3 separate regions of the Homo sapiens genome follow, and all the other regions are linked to region 1. Evidence: chromatin loops called from intact Hi-C (ENCODE). Cell type or tissue: CD4-positive, alpha-beta T cell. All regions are shown on one strand.

Evidence for each region. Peaks named below come from ENCODE experiments on the same cell type or tissue, not always from the same donor. Only the 100,000 strongest peaks of a DNase experiment are listed, where the experiment ranks them.
Region 2: it touches region 1 in a loop (4-fold over the local background); 17 of 110 quality-filtered maps call a loop at or near these places.
Region 3: it touches region 1 in a loop (2.5-fold over the local background); 16 of 110 quality-filtered maps call a loop at or near these places.

What each region holds. Positions count from the first base shown.
Region 1 is chr6:27,309,713-27,317,712 of GRCh38, forward strand. It overlaps POM121L2 (POM121 transmembrane nucleoporin like 2), which reads right to left and starts at 2,561. Exons shown (of 1, transcript NM_033482.4): 1 at 1-2,561. The coding sequence starts at 2,458. It overlaps LOC105375107, which reads left to right and starts at 2,457. Exons shown (of 3, transcript XM_011515048.2): 1 at 2,457-2,480; 2 at 2,611-2,902; 3 at 3,133-4,024. The coding sequence starts at 2,457. The coding sequence ends at 3,500. RefSeq lists a silencer at 2,618-2,912. In CD4-positive, alpha-beta T cell, CTCF peaks have their summits at 3,187 (motif pointing right) and 3,387; DNase peaks (open chromatin) are centred at 2,799 and 3,139; H3K4me3 peaks cover 1,153 bases; H3K27me3 peaks cover 3,034 bases.
Region 2 is chr6:27,606,038-27,614,037 of GRCh38, forward strand. No RefSeq gene overlaps it. Among named protein-coding and RNA genes, the nearest start is that of TRL-CAA2-1, 4.3 kb to the left of the region's middle. In CD4-positive, alpha-beta T cell, a CTCF peak has its summit at 3,514; a DNase peak (open chromatin) is centred at 3,434; H3K27me3 peaks cover 716 bases.
Region 3 is chr6:27,514,043-27,522,042 of GRCh38, forward strand. TRQ-CTG1-2 (tRNA-Gln (anticodon CTG) 1-2) reads left to right here and starts at 5,487; the gene lies at 5,487-5,558. RefSeq lists an enhancer at 4,840-5,129 and a silencer at 5,520-5,569. In CD4-positive, alpha-beta T cell, CTCF peaks have their summits at 4,942 (motif pointing right), 5,141 and 5,348; DNase peaks (open chromatin) are centred at 4,499, 4,959 and 5,469; H3K4me3 peaks cover 1,439 bases; H3K27ac peaks cover 915 bases; H3K27me3 peaks cover 709 bases.

The DNA.
Region 1 (8,000 bases):
AGGCTGGCTGAGCTGGAGTTGGCATGGGGGTTGGCAATGCCACTGCTGAGCTCCCAAAAAGAAAAGAACTACTGACACTTGGCATAAGGGCTGGCTGGGAAGGCCCTTGTTTCTGTCCATTTGTGGCACCAAATGCAGGCTGGGGATTAGCTCCTTGGGATAGTGGGAAAGGTGGCCTTGAGCTTGATCCCAAGGGACTTGTGATTGCTGGAGTCAGGTTGGAGATGCTGGGGGTTGATGCAAGCCAGTTTGTGGATACTAGGGCAGAGGCAGGCAGAGGGCTGCCCATACCCCTGAAATTAGCAGTGCTGCTTCTAGGGGATATCTGTACAACACTGGAAAGGACCTGGGTAAACATGGTGACTGTATGCACAGTAGGAATTGTAGGATGGTGGTGTGGTGGGAAAATGAATCCTGTGGCTGGGGTGAAGTCGGCCCTGAAGGCCTGAGCAGTCCCAAGCAGGAAAGTGTCGCAAGTGGAAGGGACAGAATAAGTGTTGCCTACGGCACTGGTGACATTCACTACACCAAAATCCAAAGGTGGCTTAAAAACAGAGTCTTTAGATGTGCTGGCTAGGGTGGTGGACATGACCACAGAGGTGGCCTTGACCAGGCCATGGAAATGATGGGTAGAAGCATGAGTAAATGGAGGAGGGGTCTGCTTGGAGGAGAAAGGAGCTATCATGGGCGTAGTTTTAAGTGGATCTATGCTGCCAAAGATAGGCTTGAAGGTAGGAGTTAAGGTACCCTGAATTGTGGAAAGGGAAGAGATTGAAGATGCTGCAGCTGTGACTGAAATTCTGGAATATGAGGAGCTTCCAATCTCGCTGTTGTGCAGGGGCCCCAAAATCGGTTTTAACATGAGGTGAGCAGAAGTTGCATCAGGAGGTGCAGATGCAGAAAGATGGGATGTTGGGCTACTCACCATTCCAAGCAAAGTACTTTGGATGGTGGGTGGTGCAGGTGGGTCTGGGGGCATGGGAGACCTGTCAGCCTGAGAGGTTGAAGGCGGCCAGGTGGTGTCAGTAACTGGTAATGTGGGAGAGGTGGGGGTCAGCAGGATGAAAGTAGCTGTGGGCTTTGAGTCTGGAGAGGTGCCTGGAAGGAGCTCTGACTGTGAGCACCCAGGTGGGGTCGGTAGGCTGGGTGTCTTCAAAGGAGAATGGGCCACACTGGTTGCCTCTCCCGTGGACTGTGGAGAGGCCAGTGGACCTAGAGACTTCTGCATTTTTCTTAAGTTTTCCAACTGAGGATTTGCTCCCTGGGTTAGATCTGTTTCTGAAGAAGGCAGAGCAAGAGACAAGGAAGGCTGAATAGCAAGCCAAGTCTCAGGGAAAGGGTCTGTGTTGACCTCAGTTGTATCTTCTCCTGCGTTGTTGCTTACCTGTAGCTCAGCTTTCTTCCCCAAAGTCAAGTTCTCATCAGAGACTGCATAACCAAGCTGGGGAGGTGGGATCTCTGACACCAGGTTCTCAGGGCTAGACGGCAGCTGTGGAATCTTCTGGTTTTGCTGCCCAGAACTTTCAGATCCTCCTAGGGACTCAAAATCTGATACCAGTGGGACTGGAGAGGAAGGCCGATGACAACTTTTTTCCTTTTTTATTGGCCACTCTGGTGTCTCGAATGATACACTGGGAACACTTCTCTTCCAAGGGTCTGAGAAATTTCTGCAAGAGCTGTAAGAGCTGCCAATAGCATTCCTTTTGGAGCTGAGGGTGCCACCTCTGTATATGCTGGCCAAGGAGCTCATGGAGGAGCAATTGGGCCTCTTAGTCAAGCTGTGATCTGAGCCCCAGGAGTGGAGACTTCTCTTCAGCGGCCCAGGCCTGGGCACAAAAGAAGTGAGGGTTCCATTTTTCATCAGGGGCTTAAATGCCGATGGTCTGGTCTCTGGACTCCTTCTCTTACTGTCCAGACTCTCAGGGAATAGTGGTTCTTCCAACCTCCCTTTCCCTTTTCTGCACTCTCTGAGGGCCCTCAACACTGTCTCCTTTGAACATGGATCTGCGAGCTCCTCAGAGGGCGGGAGTCCTGCAAGGGCAATTACATCTTCAGGAGAAGTGGAAGGGGGCACTCTCTGGTCAGGAGGAGTGATCCTGATGGTCACTGGGCTCCAAATTGGCCTGGGATGTCGAAGAGACCAAATAGTCCGCTTTAAGTAACTTTCCCACCAGTCTGAAGGGAGAGGCCCCAGGGGGGAATTCTGGGACTTCTTCATGGGAAAGCGCCTCCAGGCCTCGTTGGCCAGCCACGTGGTTGGATTGGCAGGATCCAGGTTTGGCCGCCTCCTCACAGGTCTATACCGTGGGGCAGGGTGGGCGCGGTGGACGAACTGAACCCGATGAACTTGGTGAAGGGGCTGAGGTGGCCGGCGTTTCGTGGGCCTCTCGGGCAAGTCGGTGCGCACCTGGGCTGGGGACGAGGGCGAAAGTTCCAGTTTGCTCAGGAAACTGCCCATGAGGAGAGATGAGGCGCGGGCAGTGAGTTCAAGCACGGTTTTGGCTTCCGAGGTTTCGGACGTCTGCAGAATCGGACAGAGTCGAAGAGCGCAGTGTTCGGTTGACGGTTGGGATTCACGCGCTAGGAAAGCGCGAGTCTCAGGGTGCTTAGCACTCTCCAGGCCCGGCACCCGCGGGAACGGGGGACACGCGGGACTTCGGCAGTCCCAGTAACTTGCTTTGCTGTTCTGAGACCTCAGCGGGGCGGTCAGACCTCTGCTGTCTCCGCAGCGAGTTGCAGTACTTGGCGCGGGGAGAGGAACTCGAGAGGAAGCTCACTGCGCCTCGCCCCTGGCGTCGGCAGCGGCTGTCTGGGACCCTGTGGTCCGGATTCACCAAGTGGCGCAGAGCTGGAATCGAGTGGGTGCACAGTTTCCAGGCTCCGACTATTACTGGCCTCGAAGGTACAGGCTCAGGCGGCTCAGGGCCCCGGCGCAGATCTGTCGGCCCGCGGGATCCCCGGAGTCTGAGTGGGGAGCACTATCCGCACCCCGTAGAGTGAGTGCGGGCGGCTTTCGCAGGTGCTCAGGACTGGAGATCTGGACCGGTGGCTGTGCCGCCCGGATGGCATTTGTGGCACTAGCAGTCGGGAAAGCAGCTGATTGAGGATTTCCGCGTTTCTCTTTTTTTGCAGATCGTGACGCCGCCAGTAGGTGTCAGTCATTTGCCGCACAGCCACCTTTGAGATCCACCTGTGTCTCCCAGCGGCCGAATCCAGGTTTCCTTCCTATTCGCACTTGGAGAACTCATGCAGATTGCCGTCAGGAGTGGCCTCAGAGATCCGGAGTGGGCGAATGGGAAATCGCATCTTACGGCCCAGAACCTGAGCCCTCCACAAGCACTTGGCTCAGTCCCTTGCTCAGGCCACCTCCTGTTCTCTTCTGCTCTGTGAAAGACACTGTTAAGAGAATGAAAAGACACGCCACAGACTGGAGAAAATATTTGCATAATACGTATGTATCTGCTGAAGCACTGGTATACAAAATATACATAGAATGTTAAAACTCATAATAAGGTAAAAAATTAATGGGCAAAATATTTAAACAGAAACCCCGCCAAAGAAGATATGCAGATGGTAAACAGTATAAAAAGATGCCAAACATCATTGACATATGCTATATGTCAATATTTAGCTATATATAACTAAACATCAGTAAATACTTCTGATTGCAATTTAAACATCAGTAAGATACCATAATTGCAAATTAAACATCAGTAAGATATTACTACACACCATTCAATTGGCTAAAATTCAAAACACCACATGCTAAGGAGGAGGTGGAGTAACAGGTACTCTCATTCATTACTGATGAGAATGCAAAATGGTACAGCCACTTTGGAGGACAGTATGGCAATTTCTTACAAAGCTAAAACACAGTCCTACAATACAATTCAACCACCACAATCCACGTGTTTATCCAAATGAGCTTAAAGTGAATGTCCACATAAGGACCTGCATGTGAATGTTTATAGAAGTTTTATTCATAGTTGCCAAAAATTGGAAGCAACCAAGAAGTCCTTCAACAGGCAAATGAATAAACTGTGGCATAACCATACAATGGAATATTATTCAACACTAAAAAGAAATGCACTATCAAGTCACGAAAAGATATAGAGGAACCTAAAATCCATATTGCTAAGTGAATGGAACCATCTGAAAAGGCTACATATGACTTCAAATATATGACAATCTGGAAAAGGCAAAACAATAGAGATAGCAAACAGAGTGCAACCGTGGTTGCAGGAGAGGTGGTAAAGAAATGTGGGATACCATTAAGCACACCAACATACACAAAATGAAAGCACTAGGAAAGGAAAGAGAGAAAGGAGTAGAAAAAATTGTCAAAGAGAGTGGCTGAAAACTTCCCAATCTAATTGAAAAACATTAATCTACATGTCCAGAAAGCGCAACAAATTCTACATAGGATTATACAAAGAGTTCCACAAACAGACATGTCAAGTAAAAGCGCTGAAAGACAAAGACAAAGAGAAAATCTTGAAAGTAACAAGAGAAAAATGACTCATCACTTACAGAAGAACCCTAAACAAATTAACAACTGACTTCTCATGTGAAACAATGGAGGCCAGAGGCAGTGGGATAAGATATTCAGTGTTCAACAAAAAATACTGTCACCCCAAAGTTCTACATCTAACAAAGCTACCTTTCAAAAATGAAAGCAAAATAAAGACATTCCCACATAAACAAAAACAGAGAATTTGTTGTTAGAAGACCTGCCTTAGAAATACTAAAGGAAATTATTCAGACTGAAGGTGACACCATCTGGTAATTCAAACACACATTTAAAACAAGAGCACTGGTAAAGGTAATCACGCAATTATAAAAGACAGTATAAATGTGTTCTTATCTTAACTGATTCAAAAAGTAATTGTACAAAACAATATGCATATTATGTACAAAACCGTATGCTATGAGGGCCTATAGCGTATAGAAATGTAATATATCTGCTAATAACAGCACAAAGGAGGTGGGTGAGAAGAAAGCTGCACTGGGCTAAGGAAATAACTCCTGATAGTAAGACAAATTTATAGGAATAAATAAAGAAACCAGAAATGATAAATAATAAGATTAATATAGAATAAGCTATATATATATACACACACACAATTTTTTCTCCTTTTGTTTCTCTCACCTTATTTAAAACACATAAAATTATATAAATTAATAATTGTAATAATGTTAGGTTTGTAATATTTATAGTTGTAATATTTATAACAATAATATGATTAAAAGGGAGAAATAGGAGAAAGAGCTATATGGGATTGAGATTTTTATATCTCACTGGAATTAAGTTAGTATAAATCTGAAAGTGTTCTGATAAGGTATATGACAAATAAGTCCTAGGAATTATTGAATTATTTCCTCTGAAGAAATAATTCAAAATTTATAGTGGAAAAATCATCAAAGAAATTAAATGCTACAGTATAAAATATTTGCTTAATGCAAAAATGGAATATAGGAGGAATGGAAGAACCAAAAAGGCATGAGACATACAGAAAATAAAAAGTTAAATACCAGACAAATCCAAATATATCAGTAATAATAATGTTATATGTAAATATATTAAGCAATTGAATCAAAAGGCAGAGACTGTCAGGGTGGATAAAGAAACAGTATTCAGCTATCTTTTGTCTAGAGAAGACACCATTTACATTTAAAGATACAAGTAAATTGAAAGTAAAAGGATGGAAAACATATGTCATGCAAACTTCATCCAAAAAAAGCTGTAATGACTATACGAGTAGACAAAGTAGACTTTAAAACAAATAATGTTACTAGGGACAAATAAGGACAGAAAGGGCTAATCCATCAGGAAGATATCACAATTATAAACATCTATGCAATTAATAAGAGCACCAAAATACATAACGACAAAAGTGACAGAAATGAAGAGAAAAATAGACAATGCAAAAATAATAGTTGGAGTCCTCAGTGCCCCACTTTCAGTAATGAATAGAACAACTAAGAAATAGATCAGTAGGGAAATACAAGACTTGAAGAATGCTATAAACCAACTAGACCTAACAAATATTTATAGAATCTCCATTAAACAGCAGCAGAATGTACATTCTTCTCAAGAGCATATGGAACATTCTCTGAGATAGATCCTATGCTAGGTCATAAAACAAATCCAAATAAATTGAAAAGGATAGAAATAATGCAAAGTATGTTTGTCTGATCACAATGGAATGAAATCAGAAATCAAACACAGAGAGAAATTTAAAAATCCACAAATAAGTGGAAATTAAATTTCTAAATAGCCAGTGGGTTAAAGAAGAAATATTAAGATAAATTAGAAAATATTTGAGATAAATGAAAATAAAGAAACGACATACCAAAACTTATGGGATTCAGGTAAATTAGTGTTTAGAGGAAAATTTATAGCTATAAATGCCCATATTAAAAAAGAAGAAAAATATCAAATGAGTAAACTAAGTTTTTACCTTAAGACACTGGAAAAAGACCAAACTAAACAGAAGCAAAATTCAGGATAACAGTGAAATTAATGAAGTTAATAATAGAAAAATGTCAAGAAAATCAATGAAATGAAAAACTAGCTCTTCAAAAAGATCAATAAAATTAACAAACCTTTAGATAGAGTGACCAAGAAAAAAAGAGAACTGAAATTATTGGAATCCAAAATGAAAGAGTGAACATTACTACTAACCATATAGAAATAAAAAGACTGTAAAGGACAGCTGCGAAAAACTGTATGCCAAAACATTAGATAACTTAGATGGAATAGACAAATCCCTGTAATGATGCTAACTACTGAAACTGACTCAAGAAGAAATAGACAATCTGACTAGACCTGTAATAAGTAAAGAGATAAATTAGTAATAAAAAAACTATATACAAATAAATGTCCAGACTTAGATGGCTTCAGTGTTGAATTCTACCAAACACTTAAAAGAATTAATACCAACTCTTCACAAACTCTTCCAAAAAACAGAAGAGGAGGAAACACTTCTCAACTCATTCTACAAGGCCAGTACCAGTATCCTTATACCAAAACCAGGCAAAGCCATCACAAGAAAAGAAAACTACAGACCAATATTTCTTATGAATACAGACATAAAAATACTCAACAAAACACCAGCAAGATGAATCCAACAACATATAAAAAGAACTAGATATCATTACCAAGTGGGATTTATCCCAGAAGTGCAAGATTGTTTTAAATTCTGAAAATCAGTTAATATGATACACCATGTCAACAGAATAAAAAACAAAAACCACATGACCATCTCAAAAGATCTCTTTCATGTTAAAAAGTCTCAACAAACTAGAAATAGAAGGGAATTTCTTCAACCCTAAAAATGCACCTACAATTGCATGGAACCCTTGAAAAACTAGAACAAAGTTGAAAGACTCACACTTCCTGATTTCAAAATTTACTATAGAGCAACAGTAATTAAAACAATGTTGTACTGCCATAAGCATAAACATATAGATGAATGGAATCTACAGTTGAGAGGCCAGAAATAAACCCATATGTCTATGGCCAACTGACTTTTTCCAAGAGTCTGAGACTATTCAGTAGGAAAAGAATAGTCTTTCCAACAAATGGTGCCGGGACAAATTGACAGACATGTGCAAATGAATAAAGTTTGACACTTACCTCACACCATATACAAAAATTGACTCAATGGATTAAAGAGCTAAATATAAGAGCTAAAACTATAAAACCCAATATTTGGGAAACCACTGCCTTATAGAAAGCTTATACATTTGTACTACAAGGCAAATACATGAATGTTTATAGCAGTATTATTTAGAATATAAAAAATCTGGAAGGTATCTGAATGTGTATTCACAAAAACGAACACCAGAGAATTTAATTGTGATATACCTGCGCAGGGGAATACAATACCACAACGTAAACTGAATGGTCTCCAGGTACATTCAATAACATGGATGAATATCACAAACCAAAAGTTGTGCAAAAGAAGGCAGGCAAAGAATAAAAAGACAGTATATAT
Region 2 (8,000 bases), 300 kb after region 1:
TCTCCCTCTGACCCAGGCCTCCTGACTCGCATAGACCTCTGCTTACGACCCTGACCCTGTGGGGTCACTTTGCTCTTTGTGACTTAAGTCCTGATGCAGTAGCTCCAACTTGATGCTGCCCCAGGGCCAGTGGGAACTTTTCTGGACAAGAGGAGGCCATAGCAACAGAGTGGGGCTGTTCTGTACATGGATTTCTAGGCATTCCCCCTTCTCCTCAGACTATCCGAACTGTGATTTCACCACCGGAAGTCATCCTTACATGTTTCATTTCGTTACACAGTTCAGTAAACATCACTGTCTTCTGCCCTGTAGGGTCGCCTATGCTCTATAGTGATAATCCTGTCTCTCCTCTCTCTAGAGCTCTCAGATGCTTTTCTGCAAATATTACCCACTGTGGGAGGCAACAGCTATTTCTTTTTTGAGACGAAGTCTCGCTCTTGTCCCCCAGTCTGGAGTGCAATGGCGCGATCTCGGCTCACTGCAACCTCCGCCTCCTGGGTTCAAGCGATTCTCCTGCCTCAGCCTCCCGAGTAGCTGGGATTACAGGTGCGTACCACCACGCCCAGCTAATTTTTTGTATTTTAAGTAGAGACGGGGTTTAAACATGTTGGCCAGGCTGGTCTCGAACTCCTGACCTCAGGTGATCCACCCGCCTTGGCCTGCCAAAGTGCTGGGATTACAGGGGTAAGCCGCCGCGCCCGGCCGGCAACAGTTATTTCTAAAGATAAGAGTGTACATTTTATGACTGAAAAATACGTTTCTAGGACTGTGAAAATGAAATCATCAAAAAAAAAAAAAAAAGAAAAGAAAGAAAAAGAAAAAGAACCTTGTTGCAATGGTTTTTCTAGGATTGAACTGTGAAAGAGAGAAACAATTTAAAATTCTAGTAGCAAGGAGTGCCACTGAGTTTCTATAATTAAACTATAAGGGCCTAAACGGATGGTACACAAATTTGAAGAATCTCGCTCTATTGCCCAGGCTGGAGTGCAGCGGCGCAACCTCGGCTCACCGCAACTTCCGCCTCCCAGGTTCAAGCAATTATCTTGCCTCAGCCTCCCGAGTAGCTGGGATTACAGGCGCCTGCCACCATGCCCTGCTAATTTTTGTATTTTTAGTAGAGATGGGGCTTCACCACGTTGGCCAGGCTGGTCTCAAGAGATCCGCCCACCTCGGCCTCCCAAAGTGCTGGGATTACAGGCGTGAGCCACCGCGCCTGGCCTGGAGAGTTATCATTTTTAAATTTGTAATTTCCTCATCTGTTACTCTAAAATTAAACGGGAAACATCTCTTTTTAAAATTGGATTACTGTTTGTAGATTTTAATCTTTTCAATGCAACTATACTTTTCCTATATACTAAGTGCAATTCAATCATATGCAAAATTGGCAGTATATATTTTAATATATGCACATGTTGAATATTTGCACTAGTAGTTCCCTATTCCTGTTGAAGTCTATGTATACATTTTCTGTGGAAATGAAAACCTCTAAATGTAGGTTAAAAATATTTGAGATAGACCGGGTGGGGTGGCTCACGCCTGTAATCCCAGCACTTTGGGAGGCCGAGGTGGGTGGATCACCTGAGGTCAGGAGTTCAAGACCAGCCTGGCCAACATGGTGAATCCCCATCTCTACTTAAAAAATACAAAAAATTAGCTGGGCATGGTGGTACGCACCTGTAATCCCAGCTACTCGGGAGGCTGAGACAGGAGAATCGCTTGAACCCAGGAGGCGGAGGTTGCAGTGAGCCAAGATCGTGCCATTGCACTCCAGACTGGGGAGCAAGAGCGAGACTTCGTGTCAAAAAAAAAAAAAAAAAAATTGGGATACCTGACAGTGAATAATATAAAAATGTAATGTGAATCTGAAATTGCAACTGAAATATGTCTTAATCCAATTGTCTTTTATACACTGCTTCTTGTGAGGCACAGTATAGTCAATGTTTCATGAACTTCTGGGCAGTATATTTTCTAAAAACCTCCTTAATATTTATTTTATTTTCTCTAATCTTTCTTTACAAGTTAGGAAGAAATTGAATCTGAAGTGATAGGGGCTTCTGAGTGGTTAGGGTTCAGCCATAAAAAAATACTTGAGACAGACGGTATTTTCCAAAGATGGCCACACCAACATATCTCATCACACGTTGTCTTATTTTAATACAATTTTGACACATTTCCTTGAGGGGTGGGGGTCTACATTCCCTTCCCTTGAATCTGGATAGGCCTGTAACCATGATGGAAGTGATACACCAAGACTTCCAATGTTAGGTCATAAAACGTGGTAGAGGCTTCCACCAGCTTTCTCTCAAGACATCTGCCCTCAGAACTCAGTCATGGCGCTCTGAGAAGGCCTAAACTAGGACATAGGAGCAGAACACATGGAGAAAAATTAAGGCCTCCGGTCCATAGCCAGCAGCAACTGCCAGGCATGTGAGTGAATGATTCTTCAGATTATTTCTAGCCACCAGCTTCCCTCCATTTTTTGGGACAGGGTCTTGCTCTGTCACCGAGGCTGGAGTGCAATGGTATGCACATGGCTCAGTGCAGCCTCACCCTCCTGGGCTCAAGCAGTTCTCCCACCTTAGTCTCCTGAGTAGCTGGAACTACAGGCATGCACCACCATGCCCAGCTAATTTTTAAAAAATTTTTGAAGAGATGGGGTTTTGCCATGTTGGCCAGGCTGGTCTTGAATTCTGGGCTTAAAGGATCCTTCCACCTTGGCCTCCCAAAGTGCTGGGATTACAAGTGTGAGCCACCATGCCCAGCCTTCAGCAACCAGCCTTATAGTCTTCCAGTTGAGTCCTAAGAAATCATGGAGCAGAGACAAGCTGTCCCCACTGTTTTCTGCTCACATTCCTGACCAACACATCTGTGAGAGAGAATAAATGATAATTGTTGTTTAAGTTAAGCCATTGCATTTTAGTATGATTTGTTATGTAACAATAGTTAGGTATGTATCAGTCTTGGTGCAATCAGGAGAGAGAAATTACACAGTTATTTGAACATAGAAGTGACCTCACCTGGGGCTGAAACAAAGCACTAAAAGAAGTGCCCTCTACCTCTCACCCCACCCCTGGCTAAGATCCAGACCTTGTTGGGGAGAGCATGGCTGTGACTCACGGAATAGCAGAGAAATGCTCATGGTGCTATGCCAGCAGAATTTGCTTGAAATCTGTCCTCTGGAATTTTTTGGAAATTAATCTTCAAGGGTTTCTTGAAAAGCTCTTCGTGGAGAGGTCTCTCACTGAGGGCACTCTACTACAAAACACTCAAAGAAGATGCCAGGGAAAATTAGTTGTTGCTGGGTGCTGCAGGAGACTGATGCAGGGGAAAGGCATGCGTGATGTAGGAGCTAGGCACTGGGGAAGCAGCAGGCCAAGTAATACATGGGAAGAAAGAAGCAAAACTCACTTTCTTCCGCAATGTCTCTCCACTGCCCTCTACTGACAAAGCTTCAATGCCAATTGGCAAAAGAAAACCAAGGACTCAAGATTCATTTCCACGAAGCAGGCAAAAAGGGTGAATTTGGAGCTGAGAGGCAATAAATCCTGAATGGGTACAAGCAAATGCAGATTTTCTTACTTAAAAATGGGATACTGCCATAATTAATAAATTCTGAACCATGTGACTTTGGGACTTGACAGCAAGTGGAAACTGAAAAGACCTTGAGGAGAATATGAGTAAAAACACCTGAAGACAACTGCTGCCTGTCACTAAGTCCCAAAGTCAGTGATGCTTAATGGAGAGTGTGGAAAATGTTACTAGAAGCTGGAAGAAACCGGACTTTTGTTATCTAGAGACAGAAAGTTTAGCAACACTGTTGTGAAAATGTGGAAAGTAGGCCGGACGCGGTGGCTCACACCTGTAATCCCAGCACTTTTGGAGGCCTAGGTGGGTGGATCACCTAAGGTCAGGAGTTTGAGACCAGCCTGGTTAACATGGTGAAACCCCGTCTCTACTAAAAATACAAAATTAGCTGGGTGTGGTGTCACATGCCTGTAATCCCAGCTACTCAGGAGGCTGAGGCAGGAGAATCGCTTGAACCTGATGGGGGTGAGGAGCGAGGTTGCAGTGAGCCAAGATCACACCATTGCACTCCAGCCTGGGCAACAAGAGTGAAACTCTGTCTCAAAAAAAGAAAAGAAAAGAAAGAAAATGTGGAAAGTAGAAAATATACCTAATGAATTTGAAAGAAAGAAAGAGTGGAAAGTAGAAAATATACCTAATGAATTAAAGAAAGAAAGAAAGAAAGAAAAAAGAAAAGAAAGAAAGAAAGAAAGAAAGAAAGAAAGAAAGAAAGAAAGAAAGAAAGAAAGAAAGAAAGAAAAAGAAAAAAGAAAGAAAGAGGCTGGGAGCTGTGGCTCACGCCTGTAGTCCCAGCACTTTGGGAGGTCAAAGTGGGCAGATCACGAGGTCAGGAGATCGAGACCATCCTGGCTAACATGGTGAAACCCCGTCTGTACTAAAAATACAAAAAAAAATTAGCCTGGCATGGTGGCGGGCACCTGTAGTCCCCGCTACTTGGGAGGCTGAGGCAGGAGAATGGCATGAACCCGGGAGGTGAAGCTTGCAGTGAGCCGAGATCAAGCCACTGCACTCCAGCCTAGGTGACAGAGTGAGACTCCATATCAAAAAAAAAAAAAAAAAAAAAGAAAGAAAGAAAGAAAATGTGGAAAGTAGAAAATATACCTAACGATTTTGCTTATTTAGCTAAGGTTATTTCCAGGCAATATATTGAAGATGCCACCTGGCTTTTTCTAGCTGCCTATAGTAAAATAAGAGAGCAGGGAGATAAACTAAAGAAAGAATACTTTAGGACTTGTTGGATATTCAAAAATAAAACTGCTTCTCATTACCAGCCTGTCAAGATGACAGATAATGCTGTAATTAAGAAAAGGCTTTGATTCTGCTGAGAGAAAGAGAGAAGAAAAGAAAAGGCTTCTGCCACGGCACATTAGCTGGAAAAAAAAAAAAAGTCTTCTAGGAAAACATCAGACCCAAGGCATTGTCAGCAAAACATGGTCTAAAGATGAAGCCAAGGGCATGACTTTATTGCTCTATTCTTTTGTTCTGTACCTTTCATTCTGTATGCACTGATAACTTTGAGTTCTTTGTTGTTCTTCTGGAGGATGATTAGAACTTCCATGTCTTTCCATATGTTTGTTGTTTATGTGATATAAGTGTGAGGAGTCGGAACCAACTACAGACTGCTTGGGCTAACAATTTTTCTCTATTCTGTACAAGTTGCCCCTTACATGCAAGCATGGCCTGGAGTGGGGTGGGATATAAATTTGGGGTTTAGATATCTACAGAAAGCAGAGAGCTAGGCATACTTTCCTCCACCATAATCATGTGCTGGAGGCTCCATCAGCCTCCTCTTTGGATGGTAAAGTACTTATTTCTCTTTATTTACCTAAGCAGGTTATAAAGACAGTCTCTTTCCCATACAAGTGAGCTTCATGGCCCAATTGCTCTTCTGTTCTGACTTTTCTTGGAACTGAGATAAAATGCCTCATTTATAGAATCCCTGACATTCTTGCCAATGAACTTCCCTAACCACTTTACTTTCCAAGCTCTTTGAACCCAGTTTCAGTTATTTTATTTATTTATTTATTTATTTATTTATTTATTTATTTAGAGACAGGGTCTCACTCTGTTGCCCAGGCTGGAGTACAGTGGCACAATCTCCACTCATTTCAACCTCTGCCTCCTGGGTTCAAGCAATTGTCCAGCCTCAACCTCTCGAGTAGCTGGGAGTACAGGCATGTGCCACCATGCTTGGCTAACTTTTGTATTTTTGTATTTTTTTGAGACAGAGTTTCACTCTTGTTGCCCAGGCTAGAGTGCAATGGTGAGATCTTGGCTCACTGCAACCTCTGCCTCCCGGGTTCAAGCGATTCTCCTTACAGGTGCCTGCCACTAAGCCTGGCTAATTTTTTGTATTTTTAGTAGAGACAGGGTTTCACCATAGTGGCCAGGCTGGTCTTGAACTCCTTGCCTCAAGTGATCCTCCCGCCTGGATCTCCCAAAGTGCTGCAATTACAGGTGTGAGCCACCACGCCTCACCCTAGTTTCAGTTATTTATGCCTGGCTAGAAATGCATCTATGTCTCCTCGGCTCCTGCGGCCCCCTTTTCATCCTACAAAGAAGGAGGCAAAAGTACTTGTTCCACAAAATTTTACCTATTAGGTATTTCAAAGGTCAACACAGTTAGTATTACAATAGCCTCATCAGGCATTAGCTGTAAGGACAAATGCTATGAATTTTAGTTGAGTCTTGTTTATCAGGCACTGGCCACCAAAATTTACAAAATCAGAATCTTCTTTTTGCTTTTTATGTAAACTCTTAGTCCAACAGAACCAGTTAGCTGTCTACTGATCCAAGGTAGTACTAATGTATGTAGATATTGTCAGTGGATACATTCTGTTTTGGCGTAAATAACTATGAGGCATAAGACTGTAAAGCACAGCCACTCAAAGCGTGGTCTGCAACCCAGTGCTAATTTATAAATGTTAGTTAATAGTCTGGTCTGTTTCAAGATATGGAGCTTATGCCAGAAGGCAAATAACTATATCACTAAGCATCTTTATTTCCATTGACTGATTATAGTAGGAATAGTTTCTTAGTGAAGGCAGCAGTGCATTTAATTATACTTTGGTGCAAGCTTGTCTTTTTGTAGACCAGTAACTTGTGTTCCCTGCACAGTTTTGCACACCACTAGTATTAGAGGGATATTCCAACACTTGTATGGAAGTCAACATTTTTTTTTTTTTTAGGACGGAGTCTCGCTCAGTTGCCAGGCTGAAGTACAGTGGCGAGATCGTGGCTCACTGCAGCCTCTGCCTCCCGGGTTCAAGCAATTCTCCTCCCTCAGCCTCCCGAGTGGCTAGGACTACAGGTGCATGCCACCACGCCCAGCTAATTTTTGTATTTTTAGTAGGGACAGGGTTTCACCATGTTGGCCAGGATGGTCTCCATCTCTTGACCTCGTGATCCACCCTCCTTGGCCTCCCAAAGTGCTGGGATTACAAGCGTGAGTCACTGTGCCTGTCCCAGCATATGTATTTTTAAAAGAGAATTCATTCTATTGGTATAATTAGAAAAATATTTATGAAATATTATTTATATAGTTCATGAAGTCTCCAAGAAAAACAAACTGGGATAACAAAGCCAGAAAATATCACTGCAGCCTTATCAGGCTATTTAGAATGAACCAAGCTATTGCTTAAAGCCAGAAGCTGCATCGCATTCTTCCCCAGGCCAGATGCCTCCTCACCCTTTTTTGACAGAAGGTGAGCCTTCTATATACTAGTCTCACTGAGATGCATCTATTGGGAAGAACCTAGACTTCCTCCGTCATAGCAGTTTATGGCAAACCTATTCATACTCTTCCTTGCAGTGGTGGTGCTCCCAATGTGAGAAAATAAAAAATATCTTGAGGTAAATATTATTTTTTATCAGCTACTCAGGCTTCAACTTATCCTATCATTCAAAGTTTATGAAGCATCGGTCGGGTGCGGTGGTTTACGCCTGTAATCCCAGCAATTTGGGAGGCTGAGGCGGGTAGATCACCTGACGTCAGGAGCTCGAGACAGCCTGGCCAACATGACGAAACCCTGTCTCTACTAAAAATACAAAAATTAGCTGGGCATGGTGGTGGGCACCTGTAATCCCAGCTACACTGGAGGCTGAGGCAAGAGAACCGCTTGAATCCGGGAGGCAAAGGTTGCAGTGGGCAGAGATCGCCCCACTGCATTCCAGCCTGGGCAACAGAGCAAGATTCTGTCTCAAAAAAAAAAAAAAAAAAAAAGTACAGAAATTCATCACCCAACAAACTCCTGGAAGATATCACTATAATTATAAGAACAATCAGATAATGCAGATTATTCTGCATTTGCACTTCCAGATCCATTATCTGCCTTTCTTCTCCCTGGAAAGAAATCACTTGGCCCCTGGCTCCCGTTTGGATTCAGCCAATGGAAGACAGCAGCAGGAGATAAGAG
Region 3 (8,000 bases), 200 kb after region 1:
ACTAGGAGTGAAAAGCAACTGGACAGTTGCCACTAGGAAACCTAAATTCAGTTTAGAGAGAGTTTGGAACGGGAAAATGCTGTGCCTCTTTGTTTTTCTTATGATTTTATTTATATGAAAGATCCAGAATAGGTCAATCCATTGAGACAGCACGCAGACTGGGGTGGTTGCCAGGGGTTGTGAGGGAGGGAGGAATGGGGAGAAACTGCTTAATGAGTAAGGGGTTTTACCCTGGAGGGATAGAAATGTTTTGGAACTAGATAAAGGTGGTGGTTACACAACGCTGTGAATGTAGTGAAGGGTATTGAATTGTTCACTTTAAAATGATAAATTGTGAAAAAACAAATAAACAAAAAAAGGCTGTCTTCCTTAGCACTCCTGAAAAATGGCAGTGTTAATCCACTGAGTATAAGTACTGAGGTGTCAGCCTAAATCAGTGGTTCCCAGTCAGAGGTGATTTTGCTTCCCAGTGGACATCTGACAGGGTCTAGAGATATTTTTGATTGTCATAACAAGAGGTGGGGAGGATACTACTGAGATATAGTATGTAGGGGCCAGGGATGCTACTGAACTTCCTACAATGCACAGAACAACCCCCACCACAAAGAATGACCTGGTCTAACCTGCCAGTAGTGCCAAGGTTAAAAATCTCTGCAGTAGACGATCAGGGGCTGAGGGTGAGAGGGGAATAAGGGCACTGAGGTATAAACCGATTAAAAGAGCTCCCTTCTATCACCCAGGAAAGAGGTTGAGAGTGGAAAGGCAGGAGACTGTCTCTCCCTTTCTCTTTCAGAATAGCCCTGAAAATCAGTGCAACCTCGGACATCCATGGTTAAAAGTCAGACCCTGTTTTGGAAATGGCTGGGAAGGGCGGCTTTCTGTTCCTTCTCAAGCCAACGAAGTTGCTCTTCTTTCTTTGCTCAGACGCTTTCCTTCTGCAGACTGCCTTTCCTGACAAGAACAGACTCAGACAGTCTGTAGAGTGGTTCCGCCCCGAAGCTGAAAAATAGTGTACAAAGCTGTCACGAAGTTTCCACTGCACAGCTCCAATGTTCCATTTGCTCTGGCGACAGATCTTTCGGTGACCTTCGAAAGCGACATCGAGATTGACGATGTATAAGAATCTGCCGCCAGAAAGCACTGCATGTTGCCCAAGACAGTCACAGACATCGCAGTTGCCTGGGAGTCACGAAACTCTACCACTACGTTCTCGCTGCTCCATCGCGCCGCCATCTCCCACTCTCGGCCGCCAAGGCCCCAGGACCGCGCCCTCCCATCCACCAGACCCGGGTCCCCTGGCCCTCTGAGCCCTACACAGCCCGCGAGTCAGCCCTGACACGTCCAGTCCCCTGCTTCTTTGTGTTTTGATAGAAAACAAAACAAAACAAAACAAAACAAAAACATCTTGCCAATCCATTTGGCTTATAAAATAATGTATTGTGCACATTTATTATAATGATAATAATTACATAAGAAGTAATTTGGGAGAATGGGGTCCAAAATCAGCTATAGTATAGTCATGAGGGTTGCACCTGGAAGAGACTGCCTCTCTGATGTTCAAAGTTTGAGAATTAGTCCTTAATGAATAAATGTATATAATGCAATTTTGAAGTTTATACTTTCCTTGTTTGAACAGGATAGAATCAGCACTAAACAGAAACCAGTACAATTCTCAATAACAAATTATCTCAGTAGAGGTCCAATAACCCTGTGATAAATATGCGCCTGTTCTTCTCCACTGTCTGACCTACTTATGTCTGCATCAAGTATCCCCAAACTGCTCTGTCAGGAATATACACCCGAAGAGCCCTCTGAGAACTGGTTTAACTAGTATTTTGGCTTGTTTTGGGTGCACCTGTGACCTAATTTACAAGACCAAGATTAATTAAATGTTCATGCACAATTAAAAGACAATTTTACTTCAGTAGTATGATGCTTAATTTCTGCTTATAGAATTCATTTTTTATTAGTTATAAATTATGCTAGATGACATAGAGAGGAATATCAAATGCAGAGGATTCTTAGCCTGAGATCCATGGACCTCAAGTGTTTCACGAACACCTTGAGATAGTTTTCAAAATGGTATATGTGTGTATCTAGGGGCATCTTTCTGAGAAAGGGATTTCCTAGATTTTATTCAATATGATCTGGAGTCCAGAGCAAAAAAATATTGTACAAATCTTTGCTCTACTAACTTCTTGACATTGGGAATTTGAGGGAGAGGAATTTTCCATCAGCTTTTTGTTTTTTGGGAAATAAATAAAATGACTATGAGCAAACATGAAGACAATTCCCAAACCAATTCCCAAAGACTGGTACCAGTAGCTCCTGGTGCAGAACCAACTTCAGCATGGCAGGGAACAAAGAAATGTTCAGTTATACTGAGGGCAAAAGGACAATGAGAATCTCCTAAGTTCCTCAAAGTCACTTCTGTTGCTCCCTGATGTTTACAGTTCAAAGCAGATACTTGTGCTCCTAAAACAAACAACCTTGAAGCCCTGGCCTGATCTATGGTCTCAGCCTATCCTTCAACTTTTTCTCAGCTCTTCTTTTACTTCCACTATGGTATGGCCACCCAGACAACCAGTCCACAGACTACGCCCTTATCTTGTATCTCACAATATGTGAAAAGGTTTGGGCCAACACCGTCTTCTAAATACCATCTTCAATCCCTGCCTAAACTCAAATATCCAGCTTATTTCAGCTTCTCAGTTTATCTAGGCTGTTAGCTTCCAGTCACCTGCAGTTTTCCCTAACTTTCTCTGTGTGGGTGTTACTTTATTCACTGTTTTTAGCCAATATCTCATCACTACAAACTGAAATCTCCACAGGCAGGGCCAGTGCTTAGTGTCCTGCTCAATTCTGTGTCCACAGCACTAAGGGCAGCAGTGGGTGTGGCACAAAAATTTGTCCTTCCTATTTTCAAGTCCGTATACTCTCAGGTCAGTTGTAGGCTGTGCAAGCTGTACCACTAGGTCTGATATGTGGCTCATTAAGCAAAAACAGGAGAGAATTGTACCAATGCACATTGCAAGCCAGAGTTCTGAATTCATTTTGAAGAAGTAACTTCATTTGGTCACATTTTTGTTCTTATTCCCGTGAGCAATAGTTTCCATTTAATTGGGAAGATATAAAGGAGAGTTCCCATATATCCCCACACTCAGTTTTCCTTATTATTAAAATCTTACATTGGTATGGTACGTTTGTTACAAACAATTAACAAATATGTATACATTATTATTAACTAAAATGAATATGTTAGATTTCCTTCATTTTTACCTAATTTCCTTTCTCTGTTCCAGGATCCTATTCAGAATTCCATGTTATTTTTAGTCATCATGACTCCCTAAGCTCTCTTGGCTGTGGTAGTTCTTAGACTTTCCTTGATTTTGATGATCTTGACAGTTTTGAAGAGTGTTGAGCAGGCATTTTGTAGAATGTCCTTCAACTAGGATTTGTCTGATATTTTTCTCATCATTAGATCGGAGTTAGGGGTTCGAGGGAGCAAGACCGCAGAGGTAAAGTGGAGGGTTTTTGTTTGTTTGTTTGTTTGTTTTGAGACAGGGTCTCCCTCTGTCACGCAGGCTGGAATGCAGTGGCACCATCTCGGCTCTCTGCAACCTCCGCCTCCCGGGTTCAAGCGATTCTCCTGCCTCAGCCTCATGAGCAGCTGGGACTACAGGCATCTGCCACCACGCCTGGCTAATTTTTGTATTTTTAGTGGAGACAGGGTTTCACCATGTTGGCCAGGCTGGTCTCGAACTCCTTGCCTCAAGTGATCCACCTGCCTCGGCCTCCCAAAGTGCTGGGATTACAGGAATAAACCACCATGCTTGACCTAAAGCGCCATTTTTATCACGTTATATCAAGACAATATACTATCAACATGGCTTATCACTGCTGGTGTAATGCTTTTGGGATTTATTCACTGCTTACTTTCCCACCCTTTTTCATACTGTATTCTGTAGAGCAATCACTATGCAGAGCCCACAATGAAGGGGTGGAGTTATCTGGAATTCTGCTCAGGAGATTCCTTGAAAAACTGAGATTTGTTGCACATCAGGGAAGCTGTAGGGATTGGTTTGAAGTCTTCTATTTATTGTTTCTCAAATTGTTTCAGCTTTGACCATTACAGGCATATATTTTTAATTTTTTTTTTCAGAGAGCACAGAACTTGGTACAAGCCCTAGCCCTTAGAAATGCTCATCTTAAATTTGTTACATGGACCTTCAGTTTTTCAAAAGCCTCCAGTGGGCTAGATTTTTATTGAAAATGCTTAGGATCCTCATGCTTCTTGTTCCCGAGGCTCCTGGAAACCACCTTTAGTTATCCCGTTTGGTAAGAGGGTTTCATTCTGTCTTGCTTTCTGGTAGTGAGTGGATCAGAAAGTCATAGGGCTGGGAGAAGATGGACTGGATGAGATATGTACGGATATTCTCTTTGCCACTGTACAGCGGCCATTGCAGCTCCTGCCGCAGAGCCCACGGCCCTACGGGCGGGACCCATTTTAACCTGGTAGTGACAGTGCCGCCTCATTGAAGCAGGAAGGATTTTTGTCCATGACACTAGACGTCTCTAAGCAATAAAGTAATTTTGGCAGATGCCGATACCTCTCATGTGATCTTGTTGGGAAGGTTCAGATCCTATCACCTGAGATTATTTACTCTTAAAGACCCTCTGCCTCCTTCCTCAGCCTTTCTGTTTGACAACATAAGATCGCTTTTATCTCCTGCAATGAACACTCCTAGACAAGTCATGTCCGGGTCTTGGTATCAGTAAATTTTTACTGCTGAATATTTTGGGAGAGGTTCTCAGTTAATCCCATTGAGAAAGACCAAGTTAAAGCTTTATCAGTGAGAAACTAATTACAAAATCCTGCCTTGCAAATATTCGAGCTTTTAACAGTGCTTTACTCTTTGGTATCCACGAGGTGGAGCCTTCCCGGGAAGCAGAAAGCATCTTTTGGTGTCCTGTTTTTTGTTTTTTACCCTCGGCAACGCCACGGGTGCCAGGACTAGTTGACACGCCGCCTCAATTTAAGTCATCCATAATTTATACGTTACGAAATGGAACTTTCAAAAGTGTTCCTAGCGTTAGGAGCAAAGAACGCCGGACAAACGCTCGGGAGGCGGCGAGCCTCGCGGTTCTTCCAACAACGCAATCTGTCAGCGCGGCTAGGTTGGTGCCCTCTCCCCCTGTATCGGGGCAGCCCGGCTTAGGGCCGCAGAACCGAGGCTGGGGAGCCCCGCAGGCTGTTGCTAAGAGTCCAGGGGAGGCACGGACTTACCTTATCTGCCCCTGGAAACAGATTTGCTCTTGGATCTTGCACGAAGAGCCCTGTGAGAAACGAAAAGGGAACTTGTGTGATGGCGGCAGATAACGAACATTAGGGTAGAAACTTAGGTTCTTAAAGGGAAGACAGCTTGAGTTCGGAAATGAAGATATATTCCTTCAGGAAGGCCTGTTAAAAACACGAGCTATTGCGAGGTTCCATGGTGTAATGGTTAGCACTCTGGACTCTGAATCCAGCGATCCGAGTTCAAATCTCGGTGGAACCTGTCGTTTCTTCTTGCTTCCTCACTATTTTTTTCTTTCTAAAATAAATTTCCCTCTTAGATATGATTGGCAGGAATCTCCAGTTCATGTGAACCCAAAGTATGACGCGGACTCTGTACGGGGCCCACTGACTCTCTGCTCTATGTTCAGAGCAGGAGACCCTCATACCTCCTTCATTTTACTACCCTCCTCACCACCACCTAACAGATATTCTAATACCCAAAATAATTCGAGTTGAGTTAAACTTTTTACTTGATTTATTGCTTTATGAAATGCAGTTAATTCACTTCAGAGGACAAAAAGGACTCAACAGATTTGAGGGAAAAGAAATATTCTTGTATGTATCTTTTTCCCAAGAGAATGAGGCTTTATAATGCCTTTTAGGTGCAATCACTAGAATTTATAGGTGTTTCATTTGCCACTGAGAAACAAGGATTAGTGAAAATAAATCTGTACTTTAAATAAAAATTGCTTAAACTCTCTTAGGTATTTGAACACTATTGGATCCTCACATGGTAACTTCAATCACTGTCAACACGGTAAGTAAATATCCAGATACACCTTCTAAGTGCTCTGTTGGTCATTTCTGTGACATTAACCCGCCACACAGAATTGCTGTCAATGCTGAATACGTCCCATAGAATGATAGAGCTTTAAAATTGTATCCTAGGATGCCTCTGTGATTATTTTGTCTTCATAAAACTAAATGTCTCTTGTTGCAAGTTAGTTTATTTTCTGGTAAATGTTTGGATTTGTCACAACTTAAGGAAAGACAAAGAAGTTACTGGGTCTCTGAAGAATTAAGGCCAAAGTGCTTTCCTTAGTTTGATTTTATCTATTAGTATTTATAAAATTGTGTCTTTTAATTGTGGATACAGGGTATCAGGCTATATGTTATAATCTTTTTTCATTTAATCTTATATTGCTAAAATTAATCATCTCTTTTGTTGTATGTAGCTACCATTCATTCATTGATTTCATGTTAGCTGCTGTGTAATATGAACATGCCACAGCTCATTCATTCATCTTTCCATTAATGGGAAACCAAGAGATGTTTATAATATAAATTTGATTTTGAATTATGGCAATTCTTGGGTCACAAAAATTAAAAATTATTTTACTGCAGAGGAAATTCCTGATTCTGCAACCATACATTTAATGGAGAATTTATAACTTTGAATTGTCATTTTCATTTTCCAAATGCTTCCACACATAATGATTATTTGCCCTTTTATATTGTACTACCCATTCCTTCTGATTCCTCATGCATTTTCTAGTGTTAACTGCTAGCAGCATTATGTTCCCCAGCATGGAATGCCTTTGCTAGGCCTTATGCCACCACTGCCTCTAAAAGCTTAAATATCTACCTGCATTTAGCAGATATCTATTCATTACCCTTACCAAGGCAAATGTTGCAAGAAAATAGATGCTTACCTTTAATTTAGATGGACCTAATTTGCTTCTAAACATTTCTTCATAGACTTTATTATACTTGCATAAAGATGCATCATGATAAAATACATAATTTTGGAGTTTTTCTCCCTTGTTTATATACATGTTTCTTCTGAAAGAAGAAATACATCTGATTGGAAAACTTAGGGCACATGCGTGCCATCCTAGCTACATAGAAGCCTAAGAAATTGTTTTAGACAGTTTGGACTACTATAACTATATAATGTTTGTTGACTTAAACAACAAACATTTATTTCTCACAATTCTGAAGGCTGGGAAACCCAAAATCAAGGTTCCAGCTGATTCAATGTCTGGTGAGCCCTCCCTTCTTGATTTGCAGCCTACTGTCCTCTTGCTCTATCCTCACATACTGGGGGGACAGAGAGAGAGAGAGAGAAACAGAGAGAGAGAGGCTTCCACATATGCATTTGAGTCCATTCAGTCCATAGCAGGAATTTAGTTATCACAGAACCATTGAGGATGCACAGTTCATTGGTAGAGAATTCTCCCTAGTCATATGAAGTCTTAGGCATATTAGACCACTATGTTCATCAATATGATTATCTATAATTTCTTTTCTTCCTAAACTTTTCTTTTTCCATCAATTTTCTCTTTCATTATGATTCAGCCACAGAATCTGTTAAAATAGGCCGGGCACAGTGGTTCATGCCTGTAGTTTCCACAGTTTCAGAGGGTGAGGTGGGTGGATCACTTAAGGCCAGGAGTTGGTGACCAGCCTGAGCAAGATGGTGAGTCCCTGTCTCTACAAAACTAATATTTGTTAAATAATCTGTTAAAATATTAGTTAATAATTACTAAATTTTGAGATGTAGAAACAAAATGGAACTAAAATGATGAATAACAATAATACACAAAATGGGATGTTGTAATAAGGATCAAATTATACTGGAGTCATTTATCATAATAAAAGATAATTTTTAGAACTGTTTACTGAAGTTATAATTCATGCAAATGCTGAACGAATGACTATG